Linked DNA regions of Homo sapiens: region 1 is linked to region 2. A link is a loop called in an ENCODE intact Hi-C map of the cell type or tissue named here. Cell type or tissue: heart left ventricle. All regions are shown on one strand. Each heading gives the region's core, and the rest is flanking DNA. Links, peaks and the distances in the headings are about the cores only.

Region 1 (10,573 bases), core at 1,387-9,386, 180 kb after region 2:
GGGTTTTCTTTTTTTTTTTTTTTTTTTTTGGTGAGTTGCCATATGTATTTCTCACAGTTTTGTATTATTGTTTGACTTGTAGTATATATATAAATTGTGCTTTTTAAAAAGGAATCATTAGCTTAGAAATATTTGCTTGTGTAGGGATTTCAAAGTATTTTTATTTGAGAAAAAATTGTTAGTGCATTACAGAGGGAGGGGAAAAATAAAGTAAGCAAACGATTCAACAAGTGAATATTTAATGTAAATAAGGAATATTCTAAATAAGGAAATCATTCTTAGATTTGAATAGGATCAAGTTTTAGGTTCTGAGCACACATCTAGGATTTTTGTATTCTTTCTCAAATACAGTACATATTCATTTTTTCCTAACTTAGAGATTGCAAACCTGTGATCTTTGAATCAGATCTGTGCCACAAATTTTTGTTTGGCCACTGTAGTGATCTTTAAGAATATTTTATATATGAAATCTGGATTTAGGGTTCCCATGGTCTGGCACCACTGGGTACAGTAGTTCTACATGGCAGTAATTCATTGGAGTTGAAGCAGTGAGGAAAGAGTCAAGTACTAGTCTTTTATCCTCAGTGTCCAGTGACTGTCAAGAGAAATGGGACTGCCTTCTGCATGGGATATGTGGGTTAAAGAGTAGTCCAATATAGAAGAGTGAGAAAGTGAACCCTCTGAGGCATAGTAATGTTTTATTTGAAAACATCTCACATGTATTGAATACTTAGATAGGATGTATTCTGTATTACTGAATTTTCCAGATTATTGAAGCAATCACCTTTCTGTGTTTAAAGTTTTAGAAAGAAAGCTTTTAAAAATGCTTAACATAAGATAAGCCTGTTTTCATGGTGCAAGGTCCTTTCTATGAACATGAATCACTGGACTCTGAGGGTTGGACTAGATCACATCTACATCCCTTTTAAATGACTAGTGTGCTCAGCTGACGTTGATTTTGTCCTTTTGATTTCAGCTGAAAGCATCTTACTCTTTTTAATATGCTTGAGAGTAAAGTACATTAGGCTTTGTGCATTTCTGAAACTCAATTTTTTTTGAACTTTGTTTTATAAGTATATCCTGGATGGTTAAGATTGGGAGTAATCTGGTCTTAGATAAGTGTTAGATCACCATATTCATTTTTAGGACATGGAATTATTTCCGATTTTTTTTTTCAAACGCAGAAATTGTTTTCATAGAAAAAATAGATCCTACTTGTTTCTTATAGTATTGTGATATTGCAAATAAAACTGAGGAGATTTAGATATTTCTGATGAATTTTTGAGGCATTCATCTGATAGTACATAGATACATAAAATAATTACTCAGAAAGCGATATTAGTAAGTGGCTTTCTCAGTTTCCATTACATTTGAATCAGCCTAGGCTGAACTGGAAGAATAATGGAGTTTGAAGAATACAAATGTTGGCCAGGTGCAGTGGCTCATGCCTGTAATCCCAACACTTTGGGAGGCCAAGACGGATGGATCACTTGAGGTCAGGAGTTTGAGACTAGCCTGGCCAACATGGTGAAATCTCGTCTCTTCTAAAAATACGAAAATTAGCCAGGATGGTGGCACATGCTTGTAATCCCAGCTACTCGGAAGGCTGAGGTGGGAGAATCCTTTAACCTGGGAGGTGAAGGTTGCAGTGAGCTGAGATCATGCCACTGCACTCCAGCCTGAGCTATAGAGCGAGACTCCTTCTCTCAAAAAAAAAAAAAAAAACAGTCTTTGATAGCTTTGCTACTTGTTGAATACTTAACAGATAGAATGTTTATATTTCTTCAGCTTGTTTTCAGACTGAAATAGATCTTTTGAGTTAGACAGTATTTGTCATTTGAGGCTTCTGCCCAGGGCAGTGTTTATTGTTCTTATAAATAATGTTAATTACAGCCAGTTATAAAAGTTAGTAGAGAAAATTAGAAATACTCATGTAAAAAATTTTTCAGTCCCCTGATGAAAAGGCTATATCCTTTGTAGCATCTGTACTTTGCAATCAATGCTAGTAATAATAGTCACATGACCACATTAATTGCTTTGTCTGTAGTCTCCACCAGTGTAAGACAAAGTAGAGGCACAATGTAAGGCTTTTTACCTGTAAGACTAGTAGCCATTAGAGGTGGGGAATTAATGGAGGTGAAGATAATTTAAAAAGTGATTAAATGAGTAGACATGATACAAACTGAATTTACCTTTGAAAAGATGTAAGGTACCTTTTCTGCAGTAGGATAGGATTTCATGACAAAGCAGTCACATTTGCCTAACTCTGATGCAAAATACTTAATTTATACAAAGCACCAGAGCCATTACCTCTAATGATTTATTATTGGGAATTTTTTTTTTTTCCTAGGAGACAGCCTAATGGTGGGTCTAGCTATTGACAAGAATAAGATGGTTAGTTTGTTCTAAGGAACAAGGCAAAAAGAAGTCAGATAGAACAGGTCAGATTAAGGAAAGAGAAAAACTGAAAATTGAAAGTTTATAGAAAAAAGCGTAGTGTGCATGTAGGGAAAGAAATTGGAGTGAGACAGGAAGTAGTTCACCTACACTTTGTTGTTTGATGTAATAAGGGAGTGAAATGGCAAGTCTTCATATATAATTGGCTTTGCAAATAACAAAAAATGGACTTCAGGTGAGTTACAACACATGCTTTGATGCTATATACCTATGAACTTGAATTTTTTTAAAAGTCAATAGAGTGTAACAAGTATAACAAAGAATTAAGCATAATTATTTTTGATAATACCTGTGTCTAATTACAATTATATTCTGATTGGATAATAGTATACAAAGGGATGGTGTGGGGATTTTTTAGGGTCTTTCTGCCTACAAGGGAGAAAAGTATAGCATTATTTGTAGGGATACATGATTACTGACTGACTACTCAGTATCCCAGAAGATTGCTGGGTGAACTAAAAAGTTTGAGGAGAGTTTTCTCTTGAAAACTCAGAAGAGAAAAGGATTGGGACAGAAAACTACACCTATATTAATGTTTCTCAAATTGTGCTCCTATGGAACCCTTGTGTCCATTGCCTCAAGCAGTACTAAGATGCACTGCTAAAATTGTACTAAGCTTTTCTTAATTTCTGGAAGAAAATTAAGATAATATGCTTTTCTAAATGTTTTTATTTAAATTATTCTAAAACTTTGATAAGTGTTAATAACTCATTTTTACTATAATCTGGTATAAGGTATCTGATTTGGCATGTAATTATGTTTTTAGTTATTTTCTATTTAATATCAGTTCCTTTCCTTTCCTTACTATCTTTTCCTTTCCTTTCGTTTAGTTTTGTTTCCTTTCGTTTCCTTTCCTCCTTTCCTCTTTTCTTCCTTTCTTTTTTGAGATGAGGTCTCACTGTGTTGCCCAGGCTTGTCCTGAACCCCTGAGCTCAAGCAGTCCTCCTGCCTTGGCCTCCTAAAGTGCTGGGATTACAGACATGAGCCACTGCGCCTGGCCTAATACCAATATTTTCTGGTGCTTCTGAAAGGGCACAATGATGTTAAGTGCTTTGCCATGTGACCTGGCTTGCATTCACTCGTCTTAGTACATAGACTCTCCTTAAGTATTCTTTGAGGCAGTATACTAAAATAATTTACAGGAGGCTTGGAGTCCAGTAAAAGCATAGGTGTTAGGATTAGTATACCCAGGATTCAAATTCCGTCTTTGCCATCTACTGGCTTTGTAAGTTTAGACTTGCTACTTGAAATCTCTAAGCCTTGAGTTTTTATTTTTTTTTTTTCCTCTTTAAATGGGATGATAATACCTACTTCGTAGGATTATTTGAAGATTAATTGAGATAATGTATATGACATGCTTGAACATAGTATCTGGCATATGGTAAGCACTCAAAAAAATGATTCTTTTGAAAATTATTGTGAGTAACTGAAGAACCCTAAGCTTTGGGCATTCCCTTATTCATAATAGTCGGATTTTCAAGAAGTCAGCTCTATCTCTTTGCTTTACTTATTGTTTATCTTTCTGGAGTGAAATGAAAGAATAGGTACATCTATTAATGTCTAACCATCAACAGTTAAAACTTTAAAAATTGTTAATTTTTTCAATGTTCAGTAACTCATTTGTTTATCAGTAAACAATGCTTTTGCAAATCTAGGTCCACATTGGCAGTAGTAAAACTTGGGGATATTTTACATAGTCTGTAAAATATCCCCAAGTTTTACTACTGCCAATGTAGTACAATATTTTACAGACAATATTTTACAGACTATGTATGCCCAGCCTTTGCATTCTACTATTACAAAGCTTGACCCTATAGGGTCCAGCAATATTCCCCAACCACATGTCAGTTAGACATGTTTATTAGACTAGATTATTTTTAATGCCTTTGATAGGAGTTCTCTATGCAGTTTTAATAAATTTTGCTCTTCTACTCAGTCTTTGGCGTTATTTCTGATCAAAATCCACTAAGTTAAGGACAGCTACTCAAATATTAGATTTTTTTTTATTTATTTTTTATTTTTTAAAGTCAGGGCCTTGCTCTGTCTCCCAGGCTGGAATGCAGTAGTGTGATCATGACTCACTGTGGCCTTGACCTCCCTGGCTCAGGCACTTCTCCTGCCTTAGCCTCCTGAGTAGCTGGGATGACAGGCACACAGCACCACACCCAGCTAATTTTTAAATTTTTTGTAGAGACGGTGTCTCATTATGTTGCCCAGGCTGGTCTCAAACTCTTAGGCTCAGGTGATCCTCCCTTCTTGGCCTCGTGAAGTGCTGGTATTAAAGCATGAGCAACTACATCCAGCCACTAGAATGTATTTTCAAGGAAGTACTTATAGAATAATAATATTTGAGTGCAGCTGTGTCTTCACTAGACTGTGTATTCAGATGACTGTATATTTCACATGACTATACAGTCATCCTTCGATACCTGTAAACCTCCCTCGGATACCAAAATCGTGGATGCTCAAATCCCTGACACAAAATGCATAGTATTTGCGTGTAACCTATGCACATTTCTCTTATATGCTTTAAATAATCTGGTGTGTGTATATATATATATATATATATATATATATATATATATATATATATATATAAAATACCTAATATAGGTAAATGCTATGTAAATAGTTATACTGTGTTGTTTGGGGAATAATGACAAGGAAAAACGCCTGTACGTGTTGAAGACAGAGGTTTTTTTGTTTTTGTTTTTTTCTCTGAATGTTTTCAATCTGCTGTTGGTTGAATCCACATACACAGAAGCCATGGACATGGAGGGCTGACTCACAGTCTCCTCATGGGCCAGAGGAGTTCATACTCATTGGTTCTATCAAACATTAATCAAATGGTTAAGAATTGTGATTTTTAGGGCCAGGTACACCTGTAATCCCAGGACTTTGGGACGCCAAGGCAGGATGATTGCTTGAGCCTGGGAGTTCAAGACCAGCCAGGGCAACATAGCAAGACCCTGCCTTTACCAAAAAAATATTAAAAAATTAGCTGTGTGTTGTGGTCATAGTCCCAGCTACTTTGGAGGCTGAGGTAGAAGGATCGCTTGGCCCTAGGAGGTCGAGGCTGCAGTGAGCTGCACCCCAGCCTGGGACAGAGCGAGACCCTGTCTCAAAGAAGAAGAAGAAAAAAAAGAATTGAGACTTTTTTCCACACGAAAAGCCTGTTCTTATTTGATATGACCATTTATTATTTACAATTTTTTCATATTTATAACATTATAAACACTTTTAAAGCTATAAACATTTTCCTTCCATTTTTCTGTTGTAACTATTAAAAAGCAATACATAATAGTTGCTGTGCGTAGCTTTTTCTTGGTACTTTTGACTTACATCCAGCATCAAATAAAAATATATACATTAATATTAATAAGATCCACTTAATTTGGTTTACCAAACTTTTTGAAATATTCCTTACCAGGAGGTTCAGCAACATCAGATGACCATGAATTTGATCCATCAGCTGACATGCTGGTTCATGATTTTGATGATGAACGAACATTAGAAGAGGAAGAAATGATGGAAGGAGAAACAAACTTCAGCTCTGAAATAGAAGATCTTGCAAGGGTAAATAACATGTAGAGCTAGGGTATGAATTGGTTATGACTTTTTTGTGGAAAGGGAAGATCTGAAATTTTGATTCTCTGATTAGGAGAGAAATTGTGTTATATATTAATGACTGAAAAATTTTGTGTGATCATAGGTGGGATATTTAAAGTTTGAAATGAAAGGATTTAAAAACAATAACTTTATTATGTGCAATAACAGAATTCACATAGTTACTTTGGTAAAACATAGACTGTTAAATGATTCTGCTATAAAGGTCTGGTCAAAAATGGACTATAAAAGGATTCTACACGGCCTCATATATCCTTTGTCCTTCCCCAGTTACCATATCTTTTACTTATTCTCCTTCAGAGCCAAAAATTCTTGAAGTATCATTTTCCATTCACTACATAAAGTGCTCTAGATTATCTCCACTACATAAAGTGCTCTAGATTATCTCCACCTCTTCCTATCAAGGTGACCAGTGAACTTTCCTTGTTACATCCATTTTTATATTCACTTTTCTCTCACTACCTTACTTTTTCTCAGCAGTATTCAATATAGTTTAACATTCCCTTCTTTTACTTGAATTCTGGAGTACACCACTGTCTGGTTTTCTTTATCTTTTTGTTTCTATTCAGTATCTTTTGCAGACTCTTCTTCCGTTACTCAAGGTTTACATGTTGGCAGTTTGTGATTCTCAGTTTGGACCTTCTTTTTTTCTCTCCTGTCTCTGTCTGGATCAGTGCTCCTCAAAATGTAGTATGAGGGTCAGTTGCATCAGAATCAACCCTGTACTTATTTTAAAAAGCAGATTTTTTGGACCTCTCCCCCGGCATACTGAATCAGAATCTCTGGAGGTGGTGTTCAGATCCACATCTTCATTAAGTAAGTTGGCATTATATGTACACCAAATTTGAAAATCACTAAGCTGTGTGATTTAATTTATTCCCTTGGTGTGTATATCCTTAGTATTCTTTAGTTTATATTTCTAGCATTAACCTATTTCCTGTCTCCAGTTTTGTTTGTCCACCTTGACATTTCTGCTTGCTTAACTAAATGGACATCTCTAAATTATAAATGTCCAAAACAGAACTATTGACTGTTGTTTTTTTCTCTGCTTGTTCTTTCCCTGTCCTATCAGTAAAAAGTGGTACTACTATTTACCCTGTTGCCTAAGTCAGAAACCAGTGAGTCATTTTCCTTCTCTTTCAATATCTTATTTCTAAATAAACCTATCATTTGTATCCACAAGAATATCCCTTAGCCGACTCTTGATCCATTGCTGCCTAGATTACCATTCTTTCTAGCCTAGGCTATTGCAGTAGCTTCCTGACTGGTTTCCCCATTTCCTCTTTTACCATCTTTCTCCTGATACATTTCCACCCAGCAGCTGTGATCTTCTTTTCAAAATGTAAATCAATTAATATCAACCTCCCAGCTTCCTGTTATATCCAAAGAAAACCCAAACTCCTCAACCAGGCCAGCAAGGCCACCTGCATGATAATGGCCTCTTACCCATGTATCACACTACCTCTGTTATAGCCACACTAGCTGCTTTTGTTGTTAAATAGGCTAGTTTCTTCTGCTTCAAGGGTTTTCAGCTCATTCTCACTCTCTGGTATATGCATCCCAAGGCCGGCTCCTTATCCTCTGGGTTCGGTGTTGCCTCCTCAGAATAGCAGCCTTTCCTGTCCCCTAATTAGGTTTTAATTAGTTTTTTGTTTTATTTTTATTTTTTTTTAACCACTGTCCCCTATTCAATGCTTTCTTTAGTGTTAGGACACAATTTGTAATTGTTTGTTTAATTTATTGTCTGTACCTCCACTGGTTTTGAGAAGATGAAATAAAATGACTGTTATTCACCAGTGTATTTCATGGTACCTTGCAAGAGTGCTCACTCAAAAGTATTGTATGAATGAATGGATATATCAGTCTGGTATGTTCTAATAAAATATATCATGCATATGATTTCCTGTACTCCATGATAAAAAGAACATAAGAAATAAGACATAGTGCCAGTCTTTAAGGATTTGGAATACATAATATCATGAAAAATGAATGCTTATACTTTTATGGTAATAAAGACCTATGTCTCATAATTTTAGTTTGTAACTTTTTAAAGTATACATTTAAAGAGCTCAAAAAGGAGTTCTATTACTGTTTATTGAAATCTTGTCAGGTGTTCCCATTGTGGGATTAGAGCTGGCTTTGGGATTAGATCATTTAGTGATTACAGCTGACTTAATCCACAATGTCTGAATAATTTAATGTGTCAAAGGTGTATATTGGCTATCACAAAAGTCTTTCAAGAATGGGTTAAAAAGCATATGAAGGGCTGGGCATAGTGGTTTATACCTGTAATCTCAGTACTTCAGAAGGCCAAGGCAGGAGGATTACTTGAGGCCTGGAGGTCAAGACCAGCCTGGGCAACATAGTGAGACCACCATCTCTGCAAAAAATTTTTTAAAAAGGTTAATTAGGCATGGTGGCATGCACCTGTAGGCCCAACACTTCATGAGGCTCAGGTGGGAGGATTGCTGGGGTCCAGGAATCCAAGGCTGCAGTGAGCTATGATAGCACTGCTGCTCTCCAGCCTGGGTGACAGAATAAAAATGTTACTACTATTTACCCTGTTTTATTTTTCAGAGACTGTGTGTCTGAAAACAGGGCACTTGAAGAACTTGAAGTCAGAACTATTGTTTAAAAGTAGGAGGCTGGGAAGCGATTCAAAAACAGTTATAAGGGAAACAGTTGATTTAACAATCATAGTCACTTCATGTATTTGTGAAGTGAGAAGACAATTATTTTCAGTTTGCCTATATTCAGAGAAGATCTATCACTTTATATTTTTTGCTTCTGAATAGCCATCTGTGGGATAAAAGGTACAGTAATAAAATCTTGTATTTTCTGTCTTATATTCTATATTAGCTAAAATACTAATTAGCAAGAGGAAATAAGTAGTTTTCATAATGGGTTATGAGTTAGTTATTTTTTTTCTATTTCAGAAAATGAGATATTTATTACATTTAATTAGTAGAAAATTACTAATGGGCTGTGCTAAAATTTTGGTTATATCATTGCCTTTTCCTGTTTTTCTCTCCTATTCCTTTCCCCAGCCCCATATAGTGCCTTAAAACTTGCTTTCAAGTGACCCTGCCTTAGGAAATAGAAGTTAAAATAGAATTATTTATAGAGATAGGGAAAAAAAGACAGTTGAACCAATCCTTTATCATCCTTTCAACTAGACAGCCTTATACCTTCTCAGATTCTTCTCTGACTTCTCCCAGAAACAATTAAAGCTTTAAGTAGCATAGAATGCTTTTCATCTGTAACCTGAAGCTAAGCAATATTTTGGGGCCAATTTGTTGGATTTCCTAGAGTTATTAACTCTTTAGGTTTGAACCAAACAAAATTCTTGTTGTGTTTATTGAAAAAGTGAATAAGATTTTGTTGTGTTGATTATTGATTTGCTTTTATAGAAGCAAAACATTAGTTATGTCAGGGATTGATAGTGTTTTTCACCTTACACCTTGGTTGCATGAAATGAATTTTTGATGTATTGTGGCAGAACTCTGACATTCATTCAGGAAATATCAATAACTGTATAGCATGTGGTTTTAAGTTCATTCAATTTGAATTCTAGAATTTTTCAGTGAAAACTAACTCGAAAGAAGTTTTGATGTGTATTGTTACATTTGTATGCATGGATTATGACAATATAAAAGATAAGTGTTTTAATAAAATTGGGTGTATAGGTTATTATTTATTGTAGTGATTAGTGATCTTAGAGGGAATGTCAGAATCATTCTCATAGTAAATAAATAGACTTTTGTTTTGTTTTGTTTTTTTGAGACAGAGTCTCACTCTGTTGCCCAGGCTGGAGTGCAGTGGCACGATCTCGGCTCACTGCAACCTCCACCTCCTGGGTTCAAGCAATTCGCCTGCCTCAGCCTCTTGAGTAGCTAGGATTATAGGCATGTGCCACCAAGCCCAGCTAATTTTTGTATTTTTAATAGAGATGAGGTTTCACCATGTTGCCCAGGCTGGTCTCGAACTCCTGGCCTCAAGTGATCTGCCCATCTCAGCCTCCCAAAGTGCTGGGGTTACAGGCGTGAGCTATTGCACCTGGCCATAGATACATTTTTGTTTGCTACAAATAGAAACACTCTAGTTTAACTCTGTTTTCCAAATGAACTCTTTAAACTCAGAGACTCTAAATGGGCACAATTGTGGCAGTCCATTTGGGAAAAGAAAGATCAAGATTGCAATATATTTATGTATTTAGATATATTTTATAAAAATCACACTATAACAGTATCAGTATTTAATACATACTTTTAAAGTGCTAGATGTGTTCCATCCAGAGCTAGAGAATAATTAAAATGTGTGATTAAAATGTGAGAGATTGCAGTATTTTGACGTATACACACAAATTAATTATATAGATAGAAAAGAAATCTCAGTGTGAGGATTATAAAGAAGAGTTCAGTGCCTTCATTCCTATATAGTTTTATCTTCTAGTCAAGCCCCAGCCCCAAGAGATTGGTTACCTTAGGAA
Region 2 (10,573 bases), core at 1,439-9,438:
ACCTGCACTACCAGCATCACCTCTGATGATTGCCCAGCGTGACACAGCTTTGAACCAATGCATTTCATCCAAGAGCTGCAACAAAAGTTCATCAGCTGTGCTTAACTATCACCTCCCTTGCTCTTGGATGAGCATTAGCTCAACAGGCTTCAGACACTAACTCTGATCTTCTATCCACATACTTAAAATTGTTGTACTTTGTCAATCACCATTTCTGGATTACCTTCAATTACTCCAGAGCTGCGCTTTTCACAGGTTGCATGGTTCATTCTTTATCCTTCAGCATCACTTCTACTCGAAAAAAATATGTTCCACAAGACAGTGTCATTTGTCATGTTCCTGCCTCTTTCATTTTTGAAAATTATCTTTTCTTTCCATTATAGCCTTTCTCTTACTAGTAAAATGGAGCAAATAATGTGAGTAAAATACCTAAAAACTACAGGCATACTTTGGCAATATTGCAGGTTTATTTCCAGACCATTGCAATAAAGTGTATTTTGCAATAAAGGAAGTCACATGAATGTTTTAGTTTTCCAGTGCACATAAAAATTGTTTACACTGTTCTGTATGTAGTCTATTAAGTATTCAATAGCATTTTATCTAAAGAAAAAATGTACATACCTTAGTATAAAAATCCTTTATTGCTAAAAATGCTAATGATCATCTGAACCTTCAGCAAGTTGTCATCTTTTTGCTAGTGGAGGGCCTTGCCTCAGTGTTGACATCTGCTGACTAATCAGGGATATGGTTGCTGAAGGTTGGGATAGCTGTGGCAATATCATAAAATAAGACAACAGGCTGGGCAAAGTGACTCACGCCTATAATTCCAACACTTTGGGGAGCCAAGGCAAGAGGATCACGGCAGCCAGGGGTTCAAGACCAGCCTGGACAACATAGTGAGACACCCCCTTCCCTACAAACAAATCAGCCAGGCATAGTAGTACCTGCCTGTAGTCCTAGGTACTTGGGAGACTGAGGCAGGAGGATCCCTAAGCCTGGGAGGCTGAGGTTGCAGTGAGCTTTGATCATACCACTATACTCCAGCCTGGGCAACAGAGAGAGACACTATCTCAAATAAAATAAAAATAAAATGAAATGAAATAATAAAATAAATTTTAAAGCTTGCCACATCAATGGACTCTTCCTTTCATGAAAGATTTCCCTGTAGCATGTGATACTGTTTGATAGCATTTTACCATGGTAGAACTTCTTTCAAAATTAGTCCATTCATCTCAAACCGTGCCACTCCTTTATCAACTAAGTGTATGTAATATTCTAAATTATTTGTTGTCATTTCAACAGTGTTCACAGCATCTTCACCAGAAGTAGATTCCATCTCAAGAAACCACTTTCTTTGCTCATTTGTAAGAAGCAACTCCTCATCTGTTTAAGTTTACCATGAGATTGCAGCAATTCAGCCACATATTCAAGTTCCATTTCTTTTTTAACCATTTTAAATTTTATGTTTTTTATTGAAAATTTCAATTATGCATATTCATGGGGTACATAGTGATTTTTCCATAAATATAATGTATAGTAATCAGATCACGGTGATTAGCATATCCATTATCTCAAACATTTAGTATTTCTTCCTGTTGGGAACATTCAATGTCCTCTTTCTAGCTCTTTGAATCTATGTATTATTTTCATCTATGGTCACCCTACAGTGGTAAAAACACTAGAACTTATTTCTCCTATCTAGCTATAATTTTGTATCCTTTAACAGTAAATCAAGTTCTCTTTCTATTTCCACTGCATCTGCAGTTACTTCCTCCACTGAAGACTTGAACCCGTCAAAGTCATCCCTGAGGGCTAGAATCAACTTCTTCAAAACTCCTGTTAATGTTGACACTTTGACCTCCTCCCATGAATCATAAATGTTCTCAATGGCTTCTAGAATGGTGAATCCTTTTCAACTTACTTTGCCCAGATCCATCAGAGGAATCCACATCTATGACAGCAATAGCCTTACAAAATGAATTTCTTAAATCGTAAGATTTATGGGGTGAAAAGAAGTTGGTGAATACATACAAAAATACAATTAGATAAAATAAGTTCTAGTATTCAATAATACAGTAGGGAAATTATAGTTAGCAATAATTTATTATATATTTCGAAATAGCTAGTGGGGGTTAGGGGAAAAAAATAGCTAGAGGAATTTTAATGTCCCCAACACAAAGAAAAGATAAATGTTTGAGGCAATGGATATCCCAGTTGTCCTGATTTGATCATTACACATTTTGTATGCATGTATCAAAATATCACATGTTCCCCATAAAAATGTATCACTATGATACATCAATTAAAAATACAAAAATAAGTAAATAAATGAGATGAAGGTCGAAATTACTCCTTGATCCATGGGCTGCAGAATGAATGTTGTGTTAGCAGGCATGAAAGCAACATTAATCTTCTTGTACATCTCCATCAGAGCTCTTGGGTGACCAGGTGCATTGTCAATGAGCAGTAATATTTTAAAAGGAATCTCTTTTTCAGAGCAGTAGGTCTCAACAGTGGGCTTAAAATATTCAAGAAACTATGCCGTAAAACAGATGTGCTGTCATCTAGTCTTTTTTGTTTCACTTATAGAACACAGTAGATTTAGCATAATTCTCAAGGGCCCTGGGATTTTCAGGATGGTAAATGAGTATTGGCTTGAACTTAAAGGCACAAGCTGCATTAGCTGCTACCAAGAAAGTCAGTCTGTCCTTTGAAGCTTTGAAGCCAGGCATTGACCTCTCTCTAGCTATAAAAGCCCTAGGTGGCATCTTCTGAAATAAGACTGTTTCATCTACATGGAAAATCTGTTGCTTATTGTAGCCCCTTCATCAATGATCTTAGCTTATCCGATGATCTTAGATCTTCTGGGTAACTTGCTGCAGCTTCTACATCAGCACTTGCTGCTTCACCTTGCACTTTTATGTTACAGAGATGGCTTCTTTCCTCAAGCCTCATGAACAAACCTCTGCTAGTTTCAAACTTCTTCCATAGCTTCCTCACTTTTCTTAGCCTTCATGGAAGTGAAGGGAGTTAGGGCCTTGCTCTGGATTGGGCTTTGGCTTAAGAGAATTTGTGACTGGTCTGATCTTCTATCCAGACCACTAAAACTTTCTCCAAATCAGCAATAAGGTTGTTTTGCTTTCTTATCATTCATGTGTTCACGGAAGTGACACTTTTAATTTCCTTCAAGAACTTTTCAGGCAGGTGCAGTGGCTCACACCTGTAATCCTAGCACTTTGGAGGCTGAGGTGGGTGGATCACTTGAGTTCAAGAGTTCGAGACCAGCCTGGGCAACATGGCAAAACCCTGTCTGTACAAAAAATTAAAACAAAATTAGCCAGGTGTGGTGGTGTGCACCTGTAGTCCTTGCTACTTGGGAGACTGAGGTGGGAGGATCACCTGAGCCTGGGAGTTTGAAGATGCAGTGAGCCAAGATCATACCACTGCACTCCAACCTGGGTGACAAAGCGAGATTCTGTCTCAAAAAAAAACAAAAACAAACAAACAAAAAATCTACTTAGTTATAGTCACAACTTGACTAATTGTTGGCCCAAAAGGCCTAGCTTTCAGCCTATCTCGGCTTTTGACATGCCTTCCTCACCACACTTGGTTATTTCTAGCTTTTGATTTAAAAGTGAGAGATGTGGGACTCTTCCTTTCACTTGAACACTTAGAGACCACTGTAGGATTATTAATTGGCCTAATTTCAATATTGTTGTGTCACAGGAAATAGGAAGACCCAAAGAGAGAGACATGGGAAATGGCTGGTCAGTGGAGAAGTCAGAACACACATAACATTTATCAATTAAGTCAGCTTCTTTATATGGATACAGTTTGTGGCACCCTAAACCAATTACAATAATAACATAAAATAACACTGATCATCGCTCTCCATAACAGATGTAATATGAAAATCTAAAATATTGTGAGCATTAACAAAATGTGACGTAGAGACATGAAGTAAGCACATGCTGTTGGAAAAATAATGCTGACAGATGTGCTCAATGCAAGGTTGCCACAAACCTTCAATTTGTAAACACACATTGTGTGCAAAGCAGAATAAAGTGAGTCACAATAAATGAGATATGCCTGTACATAAAAATCCAGCAAATTTGGAATAAACTAAATAACTGCAAAACTAACTTACCTTACCAGACAAATAACATCATCTACTGCTGGGGACAAGTTGGTATGCTTTGCTCTTGAGCATAACACTCATAAAAATATCCATGGATAGTCTTAGGTGGAAAGTTCCCAAGTAAAGGAGTTTCTATGCATATTTAATCTCATTCTACATCCTGTTTTTTGAGCAGAAGGGCTCTTATTTTTATCTGTGTTACCAGTACTTCCCACTGTGCCTGACATGTTGTGGGCAATAAACATTTGTTGAAAGAATGAAGAAAAATGGAAAGTACAAATGTACAAATTTATACCCTGAAGACCTTGTTTTTCTCTGTGCACTCTGAAATATCACCACTGGGAGGCAGCACATGATTTAATAACAGCTTATCTCCCCTCCGAAGAAGACACACTTAAATGATACTATATTTATAAACATGGTGGTTCCAGGCATTTCATAGTTACAAATAGAAGGAAAAGATGATATTCTGACCTTTAAAGATACTACTTTAATGTCTCTAAGGCCAGTTATGCGTTCAATATTATCTCTTCCTGCAGCTTCAAAACATCTAGGTATAATAATAACTCTGAAAACGTATGGAAATGAGTTCTCAATAATAATTAGATGCTATTGTGGCTGATGAGAATTAACTGAAATTATTGTTACCATCTCTAACTGTCATAATAAAAAGACATGCCTTGTGTTTATCTAGGTAATTCAAAGACTGGTCAGCAAGCAAATTTGCAAGATGTTTTTAAGAAAAAAATGAATTTCATTAAAGAGTAAATATGTTCTAACTTTTTCTTTTCTTTTTCTTTTTTTTTTTTTTTGATGGAGTCTTGCTCTGTTGCCCAGGCTGGAGTGCAGTGGCGTGATCTCGGCTAACTGCAACCTCCGCCTCCCAGGTTCAAGCAATTCTCCGGCCTCAGCCTCTCAAGCAGCTGGGACTACAGGCTCTAACTTCTTAAATAATTTTTTTGTCTTTTTCCTGCAAATAATCAGAATGCATACTATTGGATTAGCATGGTGCATTTCCAGTGTCAGCCAGGTACAAATAAGGAGGATTACTTTTGTTATTCTGGACCAATTTCATGCAGCTACTTCTGTATGCAGGCTGTCTGTCCTCAGCAATAGCACATGTGGTTTCAGATATTCACTGTATTTTTCATTGAATTACAAGTTGTTACTCTTCCATCTGCAATAATATTAGTTAGTTTGTTAAGTGTTCTCACCAGTGGTTTACGCCAGACTTTCTTTTATTACATTACTTTTCATCTACCTTTCTTTCTAAAACTTTATAACTCTCTGGGACACGTTTTGCCAATTGAATTTTTTTCTCCATAAATGCCAGCAAGCTGGTAAAACACATAGACAGCAAGAATATTTTTTATATTTAAAAAATAAAACCGTAGCATTCACTTTACAATGAGATCACGTGTCTAGAAGGGTTGTCATTGTAAACTAGGGAAAGTCTGATGACAGACAACTGAAACCCATCCATGTGTAATATTGTGATATATACCCCAAAAATGTATTGTGCCAGGTATATGGCACTGGTAATTAAAATTATAAATTTACTTTTTGGGTATCTCACATATTTATCTTTAAAGATTTCAAAGGATTTGAGTGAAGCTGTTTATCAATAGAAAATATGCCCAGGTTTTTCTAAACCAGTATTCTGAACTGATATTGGCAATTCCCCAATTTTAAAACATAAAACTGTTTTATTTCTAAAAATTTGCCAAGCTCATATTCTGGTTTAATGCTATTTGCCCATACCTGCAAGCATTTTAAATATTTTCTCTTTTCCTTTTTTCTTTTCTCAAGGAATAAATATCTTATTTTTTCTATTCAACATTTTCCTTCTTTTTTGTTCTCTCCCTTTTTCTAACCCATTTCATTCTAATGTGGGAACTATCAGATCTCAGATTTTTATAATACAGGTTTTAAAAAGTAAACATTTCCTATACTTTTTTATGATGTTATAGTCTTAATTGATGCACAGTCAGCCTTCCAAGGCACAGAAAGCAATAGACTAATTATTTTACCTCTGCATGATAAGAATTTCCAGGCTTCACATGTCCTCACTTATCAGTGGGAGCTAAATGATGAGAATTCATGAACACAAAGAGGGGAACGACAGATACTGGGGCCTACGTGAGGGTTGAGGGTGGAAGGAGGGAGAGGAGCAGAAAAGATAACTATTGGGTACTAGGCTTAATACCTGAGTGATTAAATAATCTGTACAACAAACTCCCGTGACACAAGTTCACCTATATAACAAACCTTCACATGTACCCCCTAACTTAAAATAATAGTTTAAAAAAAAAAAATTACCAGGTTTCCAGCAAAATATAGAAAATTTACTCCTCAAAGCCCCAGTTCCTCTCTAAAACTAATTCCAAGTTTTATGGGTTTTTACTGGTTTTTGTTTTGTTTTGTTTTTTGAGACAGAGTCTTGCTCTGTTGCCCAGGCTAGAGTGCAATGGCATGATCTCAGCTCACTGCAACCTCTACCTTCCTTTCGAGCTGTGCTTGTGCCTCAGCCTCCCAAGTAGCTGGGATCTCAGGTATGTGCCACCATGCCCAGCTAATTTTTTAAAATATATTTTAGTAGAGATGGGGTTTTGCCATGTTACCTAGGCTGGTCTTGAACTCCTGGCCTCAAGTGGTCTGCCCACTTCGGCCTCCCAAAGTGCTGGGATTACAGGCGTGAGCCACCACTGCCAGCCCCAAGTTTTATGATTTATTGATTACTTGTAGCATCCCACTTCCAGGTAGCAAACTCTGCATTAGTTAGACTTTCTATCAGATCTACTGCTGCATATAATAATAAACATTAGTTTAAACAAAATAGAAATTTATTTTTCTCTTACATAAAATAAGTCTGAAGAGAGGAAGTTCAGAGGCTTCTTTCTTATCTGTAATCTGCAAGGTCACCTCAAGACCCAAGATAGTGCTGAGCTCTGGAATATCCACATTCCAGTCACAAAGAAGGGTCAAAACAGGCTCCTATAGGCTGCATTAGTTCTTTTGAGGAACCTCTCAGAATTTCCACACAACAGTTCCACTTACATCTCATTCACTCATAAGCCACATAGGCCACAATAGCACAAAAAGAGACTGAGAATTTGTCTTTAGTCTGCACAGGAATATTCCTACAAATGTAGGATTCTGTTACCAAGGAAGAAGGAAAGAACAACTTTAGAAAGTAAATAAGAGTCCCTGACACGATGTTCATTATAATTTTCTTTATAATAGTAGAATATTGGAAATAGCCTAAAAGGCATGGATGATACATGGTTAAATGAAATCCAGAATGTGTATGTATTAAGTACTGTCTTGATATTTAAAGTATTGTTTGCTATTTATTGACATGGAAAGTTATCCATGATACATTTTAAATTTTTTTAAAGCATCTATAATATGAGCCCATATGTAAAATCAAATGTCTGAAATGATTTTTGTTAATGTTAACAGGGGTTAGAGAACAACTGAGGTTAATAATTTTTTGTAATTTTACTTTCTTCTCTATGTTTTTCTGTATGTTTTGAATTTGTAAAATGAGCATACACTGTTTATATGATTCCTATGGAAATAAAAGGGCACTGAACAAATTTATCTACAATAACTCAAAAAAAGTCAATCTGCAAAACTTTCTATTTGCACACCAATCTTCAACCAGTGGGATTTTTAAGCTGCCCTTATGACATTTACCAGTTTCATAATGATAATAATATTAAGTGCACTGATTGTCAATCTTCAGTAACTGATAGTGAAGACAGTTTATAAAAATCCTTATTTGCTTTTTTGTCTTGGAATTTTCACTCCAGCTAATTTGAGTTTTGTACCACCTCTTCTTCTCCATGAATTTTTAATATGGTGTTCAGTAGAAAAGAAATTGAGTTTTTATGAATACCTTCTGTATTATGCAAGTAAGTTTTAATTGCAGTGATTAATTATTTCATTGTCCCTATTTTCATTCTGTCTGTTATAATCATACTTGGGACTTTGTCACTAAGAGGTAAACAGGACATTTGAAATCTGTCTGCCTTTTATACATGTACATTAAGCCCTTTGCCTCATTCCCTTTATCTCTGAAATGGGTAGAATAATGAATCTTTTACTTACCTCAAAGGATATTGTGAAAGTAAAATGAGATAATTTATGGGAAATGTTTTACAAAGTTAAAAGTAGCATATATAGTAATGGAGCAGACTGACTTATCTTAGAATCAAGGGGTTTATGTAACATTGGGTTTTTTAAGCAGCAGTAATCATCTTTGGTATTGCCCACAACACCTGCAGCCAGTGTGGCCAAACAGGCTGGTTGCTACTTCAAAGGGCAGCAGTAAATTGAGGAAGGCAGGTGTTATAAGAATAAAGATTAAGTCACTCATCCAGAAATCCACCATGAAAAAAGCAGCCAGAATTTCTTCCATCATTTTCTTGGGCTGAGTGGGTAAACCCTAATTTATCATGTAAGTTGTATTGCATTAAAGGATTTTTAAAAATAGATTACCCGTGATTTTCTTAAAATATCGATTTGCAAGAAGTTCATTAATTCCAAACAGCGTAGAACTAAGTATTTTAAATTCCTTGCAAGAAAAAAGATCCCCAAAGATTAAGAGCAAATATCTATTTTTTATTTAATTAAAGCAAAAACATAGCCTGCTTAGAAAAGTGGTCACTCTGAACACACACACACACAAACACACACCCACACACACACACATGCTATTATATCCTCCCCTTTGAAATGACATCTGTCTTAAAGTTCATTTTCACAGGTGGAGAAAATTGAGGGTGCAGCATTCTGAGACTGTCATTAGTTACAGCTGAATTTCCTCTGAACTAAGTTGAATTAAGTAGTGCTGGAGAGACAGTGGGGCCTCCTCTTTGCTTGGGTCTCCTGTTTAGCACCAGGATAAGCTCATATTGCCTTGATAACGAAACCAAAACCCTTTTTCGATGTTGAAAAGGCCGATTGATGCTTATTAATGTATTATAGTTTTGGTGAATTGCGGTTTCCTCTACCACGTAGATGAGTTTCTCATTTTTCTTTTTCATACTAAAGGGATTTTGTGAACTACATATAATAGTGAACTCTTTATAATACTCCATGTGTATATAGAGTTGTCTTCCAACATTTTAAGCTTCCTCATATGTCCCCCAGCCCTGTTTGTGAGCTTTATCTACTTTGAGGAGAGGCTTTATATCAGTGGTGGAGATGCGATTGGCAATGGATTTTGAAGTATGTACTGTTACCCCATACACATACATCAACCCAGGATCGCTTTCTGGATAATTTGATGACCTGGGTAACTGCCCTGGGCTTCAGCCATCACATTGAGACCTGCTCCAAATAATTCCTCTGCATCTTAATATTTCCATCTCTAAAATGTTTTGGACTTTCAATATGCCACTAGGATATTTACATAAGACTTACTTGAAATTTTCTGAGAAAACTTCATCTTTGTAACATTTTAGCTTAAAGCAATATTGTATTTTGTTATTATTGTTATAATAATGACTAAAATTTGTTTTCTCCCTTGTTTTTAGTTCTATGAGTACTGTGTCTTATATGGAAGAACCCAGTCAGCGTGATGATATCTCTCGCCTTACAGTTCAGATGGAAAACACCTATCAGTTGGGTGTGTTCTTTTATCTCTCACTCCTATTTTAAACTTCTAAATTGGTGACTGATTCTCTTAAAAATGATATTTGATAACCTGGCATTGTCTTCAATTCTAGCACAATATAAGGGACTTTAATGAATTGAGTGATTTGATGTTGCTTTAGTTTCTTCCTCAGCAAAAAGGTAACAACACTTGCTGTCTTACTTTTCTTTACTAATGTTTCCCAAATGCCAAACAATTCACTGGGTGGCACTGATGCATACAGTATACTACTGACTTAACAAATTCACTGAGTATTTCTGGGTACATAGATATGACTTAAATGAAAGAGATAAGTATTGATATTTTATCCAACAAAACCAATCAGTGTTGTTAGGTGAAGGAAAAAAAAAAACTCAAAGCAAAGGCAAATGACTCATAGTCCCCTGTTGACAGAGACGTTTATCCATTACCACTGAGGTTTTGAGTCTTTGAAAACAAAGATCTTTGCACCTGCCGCTATACTCCCAGGTGGAGTCCGTGGCAAATATCTTTTCCCATCCATGTTTCCTCATAGACCCACTTGTTTTCTCTAAAAGCGTACCTGCCCACTATTACCTGAATTCATACATAATTACTGCTATATGGAAATTCCACAGAGATTTACCAAGGGGCAAAGAAAGACTCTATGGGCCAAGGTGATTCCATCTGTGGCCAGTTAACCCCAAGAAAATTATAGACCATCAGCCTGTCCCCTCTGGCCTTGTAGCCAGTTTTCTACAGGAGTCCCCAAGACTACATGGATTACACGGCTCCATAATTAGCCAATCTACTGG

The links. Peaks named below come from ENCODE experiments on the same cell type or tissue, not always from the same donor. Only the 100,000 strongest peaks of a DNase experiment are listed, where the experiment ranks them.
Region 1: a loop joins it to region 2, with 2.8 times the contacts of the local background. A loop is called at or near these places in 15 of 110 quality-filtered maps.

What each region holds. Positions count from the first base shown.
Region 1 is chr1:66,940,263-66,950,835 of GRCh38, forward strand. It overlaps MIER1 (MIER1 transcriptional regulator), which reads left to right. Exons shown (of 14, transcript NM_001077700.3): 4 at 5,888-6,033. Among named protein-coding and RNA genes, the nearest start is that of MIER1, 21 kb to the left of the region's middle. In heart left ventricle, for the core only: no CTCF peak of the experiment used is centred there; a DNase peak (open chromatin) is centred at 4,559.
Region 2 is chr1:66,760,706-66,771,278 of GRCh38, forward strand. It overlaps DYNLT5 (dynein light chain Tctex-type family member 5), which reads left to right. Exons shown (of 5, transcript NM_152665.3): 3 at 9,682-9,773. Among named protein-coding and RNA genes, the nearest start is that of DYNLT5, 14 kb to the left of the region's middle. In heart left ventricle, for the core only: a CTCF peak has its summit at 4,472 (motif pointing right); no DNase peak of the experiment used is centred there.